Regions from separate parts of the Mus musculus genome. Here region 2 is linked to region 1. The links are chromatin loops, found by intact Hi-C in ENCODE. Cell type or tissue: heart. All regions are shown on one strand. Links, peaks and the distances in the headings refer to the core of each region. The heading gives the core; the rest is flanking DNA.

Region 1 (8,455 bases), core at 1,788-6,787:
ACACACACACCCGGTGACAAACGGCCAGGCTCAAGATCCCTGCTAAGATTTTGGTTATTTATTTCTGAAGAAAGGACGTGGGGGCGGGGTGGGGTGCAGAAGTTTGCACAAGCCAGGACACCGCTTCCCAACCCTAGGCCTGAGTCTCAGCGGTGGGGCGACCAGGAGCTGACAGCACTTCTAGAAAGTCTATCAGAGGTGGCACCGCCTGTCCCCCCAGCTCCAGACCTCAGAGCCATCTGCGCGACTCCTCCTCCCGCCTCACCCTCCCCAGCCAATCAGTCACCAAGTCCTCTTGATTCGGCCTCGCGGGCTGTGTCAACTTCTAAACTTCACTTCTACCTGAGGAGGCAGGCATTCCCGATTCCGAACCCGCTTAGATTTCTGTGGCACACTCTGCTGTCCACCTGCAGGCCTAGAGGATCAGGGCTGCCTCTGCCGTCCTAAGCATCCCAGAGAAGGAAGGACACAAAAAACCATCCTGCTTTCTGGGAAGTATAAGTTCATAGGCACGTGCGCTAGTTGGCTGGGAACACAGTTCTAAAAAGTGTGGACAAAGTCGCTGTCCTCGTGAGGATTCCAGTTTAGCACAGGATGTCACACATTGGGGAAGCTGGAGGGTGGGACCCACGGAGGTCGTTGGTTCCTTCTCAAAGCATCAAGCACACAATTCCGGGCATAGGGCAGAGGCACAATAAGCAAGCGGCAAAAATTAACTGGAATGATATGGTATTGACAACACAGAGAAGGCTACTCTCCTAGAGAGATAGGGGCTGTTTTCAGAACATGGCTCTGGGATGAGCCTGGAGAAGAGAGGAACACCTTTGTTCTGAAAACAAAAAGACTAGCCCAGAGTTGAGAAGGTTCTGTGAGGAAAAACACTGGCCAGCAATGGGAATGAAGCGAGAAATCACCCGTGTAGAAGAATCAAGAATCGAGGTGTGGGATGTGGGGCATGGGTTTTAGAGTGACTTCCTTCCAAATGCACAGTCAGAAAAGGAAGAAGAAAACAAATGAAGGGCACATCAGCAGCCATGAATCATGCTGACGGTGTGCACATTTGACGAGATGAAAAGCAAACCTTCCGGGGCTGGAGGCATGACTCTGCAGTTAGAATGCACTGGGCCTGAGGACCTGAGTTTGGTTTCTACCACCCAAGTCCTGTGGCTCACAACAGCCTGTAACTTTAGCTCCGGGGGATCCGATGCCCTCTTCTGGACTCCTGCAGAACCTTCTCTCATATATGCACAGACCCCCTCCCCTAGCATAATTAAAAACAATAAACATTCTTAACAAAAAAAAAAAAAAAAACCTTTAGGGGCTGGAGAGCTGGAGGGCTTGGTCAGCATTCATGGTTCTACAGTTTAGATTCCAGCATCCATGTTAAAGAGCCCATCATTGCCTGTAACTCCACCTCCAGGAGATCAGACACTCCCTTCTTGCCAGTCAGGGTCTCATCCAAAAGCCTCCATGGTGCAATGAAGGTGAAGGCCCCCCAGCGAGGTGGGATCCCGAGGCCCCTCCAGTCCAGTGAGGGGTCACCACTGGCCAGTCTCGCCCAACATGCTGGGGGTGGGGGTGGGGGTGGAGCATGAACGCACATGTTAGGACTCAAAAGATGCCTGGGCAGGGCAGAAGCCAGAGAAACTCTGGTGAAGGTGCAACCTCAGTTGCAATTGATGGCCCAGGACTGAAGGGCTCATGTAAAGGATTTGAGACTTGGCACCATGAAGAAAGCCTATGAGAGGGTATTGATGAAGCCTAGCTGCAGCAGAAGACCCCAGTGTATTGGAGATGCCAGTACCGTGGTATGATCACCAAGAACAGCAAAGGCAGTGGAATGGATCAACCTGAGCTTAGAGTGCTACAGAGTGCAGAGCTGGAAAAATGACCCTAGCTCTTTGGTGGAGCCCAGAAGATCATGTGTGGATCCCAGACATTGAAACAAGAAGCTGTGAAGCTGAAGTTGCCTTGGAGAACCCAAGCTATCTGAGATGCCAGAGTCATAGGATATCTGATGAGGAATGCTGCTAACAGAGAGTGTAGCCAGCCCAGGAAAAGAAGTTTGTTGCAGTCAACAAAGATGAAAAAGGAGTTGGAGAGCTGAAGACCATTTTGACCTCAGCCATGGGCGTGCAGAATTTGGAGTTTGCCCAGCTGGTTTCCTGTCTTGCTTTGGGGATTACAGTTAAGTGATTGGATGGATCTCAGAAGAGACTTTGAACTTTGGACTTTTAACATTGTTGAAACTGCTATAGACTATGGGGACTTTGGAAAGTGGACTAAATGTATTTTGCATTATGCAATGTTTAGGTATGGCCCCCATAGACTCATGTGTTTGAACAAGCCTATGGGGCCAGGGAGTGGAATGTGATGGTTTGTACATGCTTGGGTCAGGGAGTGGCACTATTAGGAAGTGTGGCCTTGTTAGAGTAGGTGTGTCACTGTGGGTGTGGGCTTAAGACCCTCATCCTAGCTGCCTGGAAGTCAGTCTTCCACTAGCAGCCTTCAGGTGAAGATGTAGAGCCCTCAGCTCTGCCTGCACCATGTCTGCCTGGATGCTGCCATGCTTCCACCTTGATGATCATGGACTGAGCTTCTAAATCTATACGCCAGCCCCAATTAAATGTCCTTTATAAGACTTGCTTTGGTCATGGTGTCTGTTCACAGCAGTAAAACCCTGCAAATGTGCATAGTCTCTCTCTCTCTCTCTCTCTCTCTCTCTCTCTCTGTCTCTTTCTCTCTCTCTCTCTCACGGTATTTTTCTTTATTTTTATTGTTTTTTATTTGCTGTGCATTGGTGCTTTGTCTGGTTTAGTATTTGTGTGAGTGCATCAGATCCCCTGGAACTGGAGTTACAGACAGTTCTGAGCTGCTATGGAGGTTCTGGGAGTTGATCCTTTGAAAGAACAGTCAGTGCTCTTAACCGCTGAACCATCGCTCCAGTCCCACATGATTTTATTTTAATGGCACATTTCCTCGGTGGTACTCTTTCTCACAAGGAAAAAGATATCAGGCACACTCCACTAGTGCTGAAACAAAATACCTAATTTCTCAGAACTGTCAAGATCATTAAAAAACAAAACAAAACAAAACCCAAAACAGGGAAGTCTGAAAGTCACAGGCTGGCAGAGCCTGAGGAGACAGGATGACTAAGTGTAATGTGATTGCCCTAGGTGAGGTATTGGAGCAGAAAAATAGGTGTTAAAGCAAAACCAAGAATCTCTAATCAAACTATAGAGTCAAATTAGTTATGTCAGTAAAACTATCTGCCAATAATTGTGGAAAACTGTATCACTTAGTCATAATATATTGATAATGAGGGAAGAATGGTGGGAGTATATAAGGGGAACCCTCTACTATATACTCCAAGTTTTGGTAAATATTAAAATAGCCCTTAAAAATAAATTCTAACTGGGTGTTGTGTTGCATATCTCAGGGAAAGAAATAGGAGGATCTCTGTGAATTTGGAGCTAACCTGATCTACAGGCCAACCAGAGCTACACAGTGAGACCCTGAATACATACATACACATACATCCATATTCACACACACACAATATACACACACATAATACATACACACACACACACACACACACACACACACACACACACAGTAAGCCTAAAAAGAAAACACCCTGAGTGTGCTAATTATGGCATTATTGAAAGGTTCAGCTTATCACTGCCCTGAATATCCTATGGTCCCCAAATGTAACTGTGAGGTCATCACTGGCACTCAGAAGAGCCCTAGAAAAGGCTTTAGGGCCAAAGTCTAAGGACACTGAAGGCACTGAGTGCGGAGCTGGGGCCTTTTGAGGGGATTTGTGTGCGCCCGGCTCCTCCCTACCTTGCGGGACTCCTCTCTGACCACCCACAAAGCGGTTTCAGCCAGCATGAGTGGCCATCCCACCCTCGCCATATCCCTTTTCGTATGTGGTTCCCTTCACCCAGGCTCAACTTCCATGGCCAGCTTCAACTCACCCTTCAGATTTTAGCCTAGCCATTTAAAAGCTATGAGGAGAGGTGAAGGCGCTGGACAGAGAGCTCAATGGTTAAGAGGACCCACCATGGGAGGCTCACAACTGCCTGCAACTTACAGACGATGCACATCCTCTCCGATTCCGCAACTTTTACCCTCCCTTAGGAAGCTCTCTGTGGCTGAGGCTGATCCTCTCCCCCTCCCGTGTCTCTAATGTGGACAGTGCAGCTCCTGACTAAATCCTACCTGCTCTGTAGATGTATTTGTTCCATAAATATGTGTTTAAGAAAAAAAAATTATCAGGATCGCACTGTGTAACCTGGCTAACCTGGAACTCTCTATGTAGATCAGACTGCTCTCAAACTTGCAGAAACCTGCCTGCCTCTGTCTCCTGAGTCCTGGGATTAAACGCACATACCCTCATGCCAGGCTAGGGTAATTTAATTGAGGAAGGAACCATGACTTATATTTTTAATAATTCAGCACACATTCCCCAAGTGCCAACTCAGGGGCCTCATTCAGGGCCCGAGGTTCTGGAGAGGCAGCAGAGGACAAACCCTGGTCCCCAGTCAGACGGAGCACAGTACTACCCAAACTGTACTATGGGAATTAAGAGCTCCAAACCTCAGGTATAGAACACAGAAGGAGAATGCTGCCGGCTTGTACCACCTGCCCACATGGGTCCCCTGCTCTAGTCATCGAGGACCTTAGACTGGCTAGTCACAGACATCTTTGAACAGTACCTACTGGAACTTAAGATTGTCTGAATGGCCAGAGCATGGGTTTTCTACTGCTCTTGCCTGGAAGTGACTCATATCATTCCTCACCATCCATTGGCCAAGACTAGTCACATGGCCTGTCCAACCGCAATAGAAGCTGGGAGATGGAGTTCCCGGTGAGGAAGCGCGGTGGCTATTCGTGATGTGAGTGAACTCTCCAAAAGTCTGCTCTCAGAGACAGGGCTCAGCAAAGAATTCCTTTACTGATTATTTATTTAGGGCTCATGAGCACTACAGAGGAGAGATCTGAAGTGCCGGGAGACAGAAGAGATCGTGGTGAACTCTCCAGAGGAAAAGGGATTTAAGCTGAAACCAGGAAGAGGGCGATTCTAGGAGAGAGACTGGCATGTAGAGGCCCAGAGCAAAGAAGAGCTTGCCACACGGAAGGGATAACAGACCTGCAACCAAACGAGGCAACCGTGACATGATTCAGAGGGATGGATGCTTCGTGTGGGCCCAGGGAGGAGAGGATTTAGGGTTTCGGTTTTATAGAAATAAGGCAACGTAGCAGTTCTATTATGGCCTTCTGTCTTCTGAGTATGGCATGGTGTTGCTGGCTTGAAACCACAGAAGCTGTGATCACACACATGCGACCCAAAGACTTTTCAAATAGAAGTGGGTAGGGAAGTTCACTGGAGCCTCAGCTGAGATTGAGACCCACCTGCTCCTGACCCCTCCAAGAGGCATGTAATCCTGCCTTAGCTGCATTTGGCCTTGGGAGGTGCTGTTTAGAGTTGCTAAAGGGTGGTGGTTAATTGGGATGGGCAGTCCAATAAAGCCCCCCCTTTTTAATTTATTTATTAAGAGCATCACCCATGGTGGAGAAGGGCTTTTCAGTGATGTGACTGTTTGGGGCTCACCTATGAGCCCTTCACCCACATTCCTGTAAGTTAGCCCCATCAGTTCTTTGTTTGCCAGACTCGAGTCACTTCAGTAGGATGGATTCTTTGGCCGGTTATTGGTGCCCGATCTGGATGAATGGAGGTTTCGTCGTTCACCTCTCCCTAGGAAAGATCACAGGCATGACTTCTGGTCCAAGTTCTATCAGAAGTGGTCATATAGTCACGGGAACAAACAGACCGGAATGGGACAAAGCGGGGAAGTAGGGGTACCAAATGGGGAGACTTTCAAAGTCTTCTTCACAAAGGATGAATCCAGCTTGGACCACGTGGTATTGGCGGAAGTGGAGACACTCTAATTCAGTGCAGGACAGGCGTGGGGGAAGCAAGAGGCTTCCCTGGTAGCCCACATTCTCGAGGGAGCCTGAGTAGTTAGTTCACTATTTAAAAAAAAATGTCTCGTGTGGGGTGTGTGTGGGAGTGGGTATGGGTGCCGCAGCACACGTGGAGGTCAGAGGTTAATCTCAGATGTAGGTCCTCACCTTCTACCTCTCTATGCCAGACTTGCCATCCTGCATGCTTACAGGAACTCTCCTGCCTCCCACCTCCTGTCTTATAGAAACATTGGATTACAGACGCTGTCTGTGTAGCTTTCTGTGGGCTCTAAGGATTTCACTTCAAGTCCTTCCACTTGCATGGTACATTAGTTGGAGTTCTCTAGAGGAACAGAACCTACAGGGTAAATATTGGGAGAGAATTTATTAGATTGGCTCACATAATATAGTTAGGTAGTCCAACAATATAGCTGTCTCGCACTGGAAAGGCAGACAGCTCAGTAGTTGCTCGGACTACAGGACTGGCTGCTTCAACAGTTCCAGTCTGGCACCGGCAGCCTAGAAGATTCCTGGAGAGCTGCTGGTCCTCCGTTCACCTTTGGAAGCCTGAAGAAGCCTGTTCTCATATCAGCGAAGGAACCAACTTCGGCAGAGACAGTTAGATGAAACTACCACCCACATTTGGAGCAGCTCTTTCCTCATCGATTATGACAATCAAGAGAACCCCACAGACATGCCCATGGGCCATCTCAATGTGGCCCACCACTCCCTGAGAACCTCTTCCCAGGGATTCTAGCTTGTGTTGAGTTGGCAATTAAAGATACCCATCACACGTGGCAAGCACTTTCCCCACTGAGCCATCACCCACCCCTCCACCCCCTCAGATCATTATTAAGCAGACATATCTTCAGAGTTTGGGATAATCCACAGTTGTATGTGAACTGAAGAAGAAAAGCTCTGCGCTGATTTACATGGCGAATTTGGGCCCCCAATCTAACGTTGGCCCTTACTGATCTCTGTCCTTAACTACCACCATTCCCACCTTGGCGTCTGTCTCCAGCCACTCATTATTTCATTTTCCCGCAAGGCTTTGCACACACAGTCCTCCTCTGCTCAGAATAGATGCTCCACCTAACCACACCCACAGTCTGTTCACCTAGGGAAACCCTTCTTCACCCTGTTGTCAGGGCCCGTAGCTTAATTCTAAGGACAGCCTTATACAACCTTGAGGTTGCTCTCGTAGCTTCATGAGACTCTCTTCTTTTTACACAACGATTCCAGCTATGATTCTGTCTTCAGATTCCTAATAGTTGACTCTGATATCAGATTGCAAACTCAATACTTCTGTGCTCGTTCATTTCATAAGAATGTAATGGGTATCAAAATTTTGAAGGTGAAAGGTGCTCTGAATGGATGAGCTGAAATCTGTAATCCAATATTTACTTGATGGGTGCAATGACTGGGGAGAGGGGAGACCCTGACGAGAGAGGTAGCTCACTGCCCTGTATGAGACAGGAGATCTCTTGCTCTGCTTGCTGCCCTTGCCTTGAAGTGATGTAAACATCTTCTGTCTCCTTAAGTACTTAGCAAAATGGACCCCACACACACTGTGGTCAGTCAGGTGGCACCAAATATCCTGGCTTGGCGCTTGGGAGTGGGGTGGGAAGACTGAGTGGGGAGTAAAGACAAGTAGAGATGTGCTGAGATCAGAAAGCAGGATGGAGAAGTGATCGGGATTTTGTAAATCACTGGGAACTGAAAATCTCTTGAGCACATTATTGGATTTCTACCAAGGTATGGAGGAAATTCTGGTTAAATATTATCCAAATCCGGAAGGCTGAGGAACCGGGGTTTGAACAGGAGGAAGGAATGTCCTGATTGGGCTTATATGACAGTCCAGAGGCCACCAGAAGTCTGTAACTCCAGCTCTGTAATTCAGCTTGGTTCTCACTTGCCCAGCGGTAAAGGCCTCCTTTTAGCTATCCTCCTGTCTCTGACATCAGGAAGACTGGGATCAGGGATTAAGATGAGTGGCGGGGGGGGGGGGGGGGGGGCAGACCAACAGAGCAGGGCCAGCAACAGGCCAGAGCCTCATCCAGACAGGGCAGGACACTGGACACTAGCTCCTGATACTGTTAAATCCCTGAGCTTGTCGGGGCATGTTATTTGGTGCATCTGGGCTTCAAGCTCTTCATGTGAGAATTGGCCAACAGAATAAGGACCAAGCTCCATCTCTGGTGAGAATACCAGGGCTCTGAGATTCAGCCCTGAGATTCTAGTATGTAAATGGGTATGGTAATCTCTCTTCAACAGGGCAGGGTGTCAGGATTAGAACACACCACCAAACGCCAAGCATTAGCTGTAAACAAGGCATCTATTGGGCTTTTGGTGGAAGAATTTGTCCAGAGAAGAGTGGGTACCTAGACCTATGCCAAGTACATGCCCAGGAATCCTTATTCCTAAGAGAGTTGGAGGAGCTCCGGGCGGAGGAGCTCCGGGCTGTAAGAAGGTGGAGTGACCC
Region 2 (5,000 bases), core at 1-5,000, 370 kb after region 1:
TCCAGGACAGCCAAGTCTACACAGAGAAACCCTGTTTCGAAAAACTAAAAATAAATAAGTAGTCCACCCTCCAATGATATGGGTGGGAAAACATGTTTACTTCCAGCAGACCTAATAGTTCAAACAAACAGACCTCCTCACAAGCAGGGGGCTAAGAAATGAACACCAGTGATATCTGATTGTTTAATAAAATCTCGAGCAAAAACTAAAGCAACTTATTTTTTTTTAATTTCAGATTGGTATTAGCATTCTAGACCTTTAAAGTTAGAAACTACTAACCCAGGGCTTTTCAAGAGAAAGGAGGCTTCAGTGCAGAACAACTTCCCCACACCCTTCCTTAGAACAGCCCCAAGTACCTACACTCAGGACCTGTTCTACGGACCTTCTAGGACATCTTTCTCAATTATCGCTACTCTTCTCACATACACACTGAAGAGTTCTTTCCTCATTAATCTAAGTGTTTCCTTAGAAAACTAATCGACATTTTAGTATAATGATCTTCTCTAGACCATGAATTCCCACTGCAGGCCAAGAACCACTGCTTATGTCTCCAGTTGCTAATTTTCAAACTTAACACTTCTAAAAGTACTCTACAAAGTTTGCTGAATAAGGACAGAAACTAAACTAAACAGAATACAGCATGCCCTCTATGGGAAGAAAATCTTTTATCAGTATAAAACCTCCCAACATTCCATGTCATTAATTCTGCTCTTTTCTCTTTAGAAATTTCCCATCAGCCACTGGTTCAAACTGAAGAAAACAGTATAATCTCCACTTCGGCTTGCAATAGCTTCTCTGAAGTACAGGAAGATACGTTTGAAGGATCTAGAACATAGTTTAGGCTTTCAAGAGCTTGTAGTGAGAAGCCAAGATGCAGGGTAAAGTTTGAAATGCTTGCTTTTTATATTTAAAAGCAAAAGGCAACAGGAAAAAAGCCACATTTTAAAAGACCGGAAACAGTGATTAGTAAGGAACTTCACTTCATCCACTTCTACTACATAACAGTCAAAACAACAACAACATCATCATCCCCAGCTCAGTTCACAACCCTCAACTACAGGGGAGAGAGTCACTAGCCCGAACCCTTTCTCTAATGTATGTTGTCCAAACCATTTTGCATAATTATCTGCTTAAAGAACCCTTCGAAATAAATCTTTGGATAAGGAAGTTTTCTTCTTCATCAGTTTAAGAAAATTCAAAACATCCCAGTTTAAGCTCATTATCATGGAAAGAAAATGCCTAAACCCATGTTTTATAAGCCATTCTTTGGTTGCCATGTTACCTTGGTTAGAGTCCCCTGGATCTTCTATATGAGCAATGACTTTGCTGAGATAAATGTCCTTCTGTTTTTCTAGCTCTGATTGTGAAAACATCCTTGAATAAAGCAAACCAGGAAAAACACCCATTAGAACCATGACTATAGTGCTTTGTAGAAAAGTCACATATTCAAAACAGGCAAAACATCCTACTTTCAGAGGCAAATTCTCTTTTAAGATCAGTGAGAGAAAAGATAATGTCAATTACAGTACAAAACTGAAATCAAGTATAGAGTTTAGAAGTAAAGGAAGAAAAAGAATAAAACCTCTACTAACAAAGAATAGCAGAAGGTAAAAATGAAGTCGCTCCTAAAGAGAGAAAACATTTGTTGAATAATTCAAGTTTAGCGAACTTGGTTGAGCCACACAGAAAAAGGTGATTAAGCTGAAAACTGGGGGGGGGGGGGGGGGGGGACGACCTCCCAGCTAAATCTAGCAATTTAGGACAGTCATGCATGACCTTGGCAAGAACAATTTCTTAGTCCTTGCTCATAATGATAGTTCTGTATGGAAAGTCAGTGGATGAAAATATTAACATTGTCATTTATTAGTGTTCCAAACAGCCTGATTTGTGGGTTTTGGTGTAATTTCACTCTAAGGAATTCAAAGTGAGGCTGGAGAGAGAGATCAGCAGTTAACAGTGCTGGTTGCTCTTCTACAGAACCATTACCACATAGCAGCTCACAACTGCAATTCCAGCCCCAGAGGACCTGACTCCCTCTTCTGGCTTCTGTGGACACATGGCACACAAATATAAATATAGGTAAAATACCCATACATGTAAAACAAAAATAAGGGCTGGTGAGATGGCTCAGTGGGTAAGAGCACCCGACTGCTCTTCTGAAGGTTCAGAGTTCAAATCCCAGCAACCACATGGTGGCTCACAACCATCCGTAAAGAGATCTGACTCGGGGGCTGGTGAGATGGCTCAGTGGGTAAGAGCACCCGACTGCTCTTCCGAAGGTCCGAAGTTCAAATCCCAGCAACCACATGGTGGCTCACAACCATCCGTAATGAGATCTGACTCCCTCTTCTGGAGTGTCTGAAGACAGCTACAGTGTACTTATATATAATAAAAATAAATAAATCTTAAACAAACAAACAAACAAACAAAAAAACTATCTTTAAAAAAAAAAAAAAAAGAGATCTGACTCCCTCTTCTGGAGTGTCTGAAGACAGCTACAATGTACTTACATATAATAAATAAATTAAAAAAAAAATAAATAAAAAATAAAACTATCAAAAAAAGGAAAAAATTGACAAAGCTTTCCTCAATTATGTAGAAAAAGAAATAAAACAGAACCCACAAAACTAAAATTTAGTTAATAACCTTGTCATTTTTTAAAAATGTTTAAGTAAAAATATACCTTAAGTGTATAATAGAAGTCTTTTTTTTAACTTTATTGTAATTAAATCAATCTGATTCAACATATAAAGTAGCTTTTCTAGTACACGCTACTAAAATGCCCATGTATAGATACTGCCATCTCCTGGCAACAAGAAAGTAAACTAAAAAGATGGCCTCAAACTGCAACCCTAACTAGTATTTGTCCCCAGTAGTACAAGAAGAGAGAAAACTAAATAATTATCTAAACAATTTTAGACTTTTCTTTGTTAAAATTCTTACTTCCTATCAAGTATGTGATCAGGCCTCCTCATACATGGAAGTTTTGTGTTTATACAGTATTTTACTTGTATGTCTTTCAAATAACCTTTTGAGGCTGTAGAGAAGGCACTGTTATCTTCATTTTTCCTGACACCAGAACTCAAGGGAGAGAATGATTTGCTTGAGATAACACAAACAGGTCAACTCAGACTTTCAAGTTTGCTTAGTCCTCCTGCAGGATTTCATACCCTACCCCAACATAGTACAGGGAAGGAAGGGAAGGACCAGACGGCTCCACAGGACATTACCTGGTTCTAGTTTGTAGAACAGGAATGACTTTGCCTAGTCTTCTCTCACCTTTCGCCTCCCCAGAATCCTTGTCAAAGGCATGCTGATTTGTTGTTGTTGTTGTTGTGATTGTTGTTGTTGTTTTCCAGAGCAGAAGGCAGGAATAGGACAGAGAATTACTAGTTATATTTTTATAATTTACAGCTGTTATCATTCAACTATTAAAGCTCTCTATGAGAATATAAAATTTTGGGGGGTGGGGGGAGTTGAGACAGGGTTTCTGTGTATAGCCTTGTCTATCCTAGAACTCGCTCTGTAGACCAGGCTGGCCTCAAATGCAAAGAGATCCCCCTGCCTCTACCTTCCAAATACTGGGACTAGAAGGATGCGCCACACTGCCTAGGGAAAATATTCCTTTTTAATAAATGATTATCTTTAAATACTATGTATAACGCACTATAGTAGCATTTAAAATAACAATTATAATCTTTAAACAAGGAAAAAATTTTTCTGAAGATGAGATTATTTTATACAATATTCATTTAGGAGATTGAGAATCAAAGTCAGAAGCTAAATAGAGTCTAGAGATACAGCTCACTCCCCTAATGTGTGTGAGGCCCTGGTTTGGATCTCTAGCATTTAAAAGAAACCAATTTAATAGAAAAATTTAAAAGCCTGAGCTAGATATGGTGAGTCGTGTTTGTAATCCCCGCACTTAGGAAGCAGAGGCATGACTGCTGAAAGATCTAGGCCAGTCAGACTTACAGACTGAATTCCAGGCCAGCCATGGACCAGACACTATTTTTATACACATATTTCATTAATTCTTGCTGTAACATACAGTAACATTTACTCAATTTATAGTAAAGATTATCAGGTGGATGGGTACAGCTTAGCAGTACAGTATATGATTAGCATGTACAATACACTAGGCTTAATCCTTATTATCAAAAAAAGAAAGAAGTTTGCTGGGTGTGGTGGTGACACTTTAATACCAGCACTCAGGAGGCAGAGGTAAGTTTCTCTGAGTTTGAGGCCAGCCTGGTCTACAGAGTGAGTTCCAGGACAGCAGGGACTAAACAGAAAAACTCTATCTAGGAAAGAAAGAAAAAAAAAAACAAACCACAAATCAAAAGATAAAAGAAAAAGAAGTTTGAAGAAGCATCAAAGGTTGAAAAACGAAAGTAATGGTGTCAATCAGGATTCAAACCCTAATTCATTTGAACACAAATTCTGCTAACCGCAAACAAAATTATCATTGTGGAATATATGATGGCCACAGGGGGTTTTTATATGTTTACTTTTTAAAAGAGATTTATTTATTTATTTTATGTATATGAGTACACTGTAGCTGTGTTTAGACACACTGGATCCCATTACAGATGGTTGTAAGCCGCCATGGGGTTGCTGGGAATTGAATTCAGGACCTCTGGAAGAGCAGTCAGTGCTCTTAACCACTGAGCCATCTCTCCAACCAGTTTTATGCATTTTATATATGGAAGTTAAGTACATAGGAATTCTTTCTGAATGAAAATAACTTCCTTTCTACTATGTCTTGAAAAAATGTACTTACTCTGTTTGATGAACTGGACACAACTGGAATTCTCACTTCACAACCTGATTTATGTGAGCCACTGTTTTTCCTGTTGGGGACCTCTGAATGGTTGGAGATCTGAGAGAACACAGGGGTAGGTTTCTTACTTTCAGGTATATTTTTATCAGAGGCAGTTTGTTCGATGTTATTGTTTGAAGGAGAAGAAAGCAGGGGCCCATCCCAAGCAGAGGTATTG

What was found. Hi-C counts contacts between places; a loop is a spot of excess contacts. Peaks named below come from ENCODE experiments on the same cell type or tissue, not always from the same donor. Only the 100,000 strongest peaks of a DNase experiment are listed, where the experiment ranks them.
Region 2: it touches region 1 in a loop (2.8-fold over the local background); 1 of 42 quality-filtered maps calls a loop at or near these places.

Annotation. Positions count from the first base shown.
Region 1 is chr4:128,806,765-128,815,219 of GRCm38, forward strand. No RefSeq gene overlaps it. Among named protein-coding and RNA genes, the nearest start is that of Zfp362, 4.9 kb to the left of the region's middle. In heart, for the core only: a CTCF peak has its summit at 4,901; a DNase peak (open chromatin) is centred at 4,827; H3K4me3 peaks cover 1,522 bases; H3K27ac peaks cover 1,242 bases.
Region 2 is chr4:129,176,959-129,181,958 of GRCm38, forward strand. It overlaps S100pbp (S100P binding protein), which reads right to left. Exons shown (of 7, transcript NM_001379590.1): 3 at 4,784-5,000; 4 at 3,231-3,313; 5 at 1,283-1,374. Among named protein-coding and RNA genes, the nearest start is that of S100pbp, 10 kb to the right of the region's middle. In heart, for the core only: a CTCF peak has its summit at 2,800 (motif pointing left); no DNase peak of the experiment used is centred there.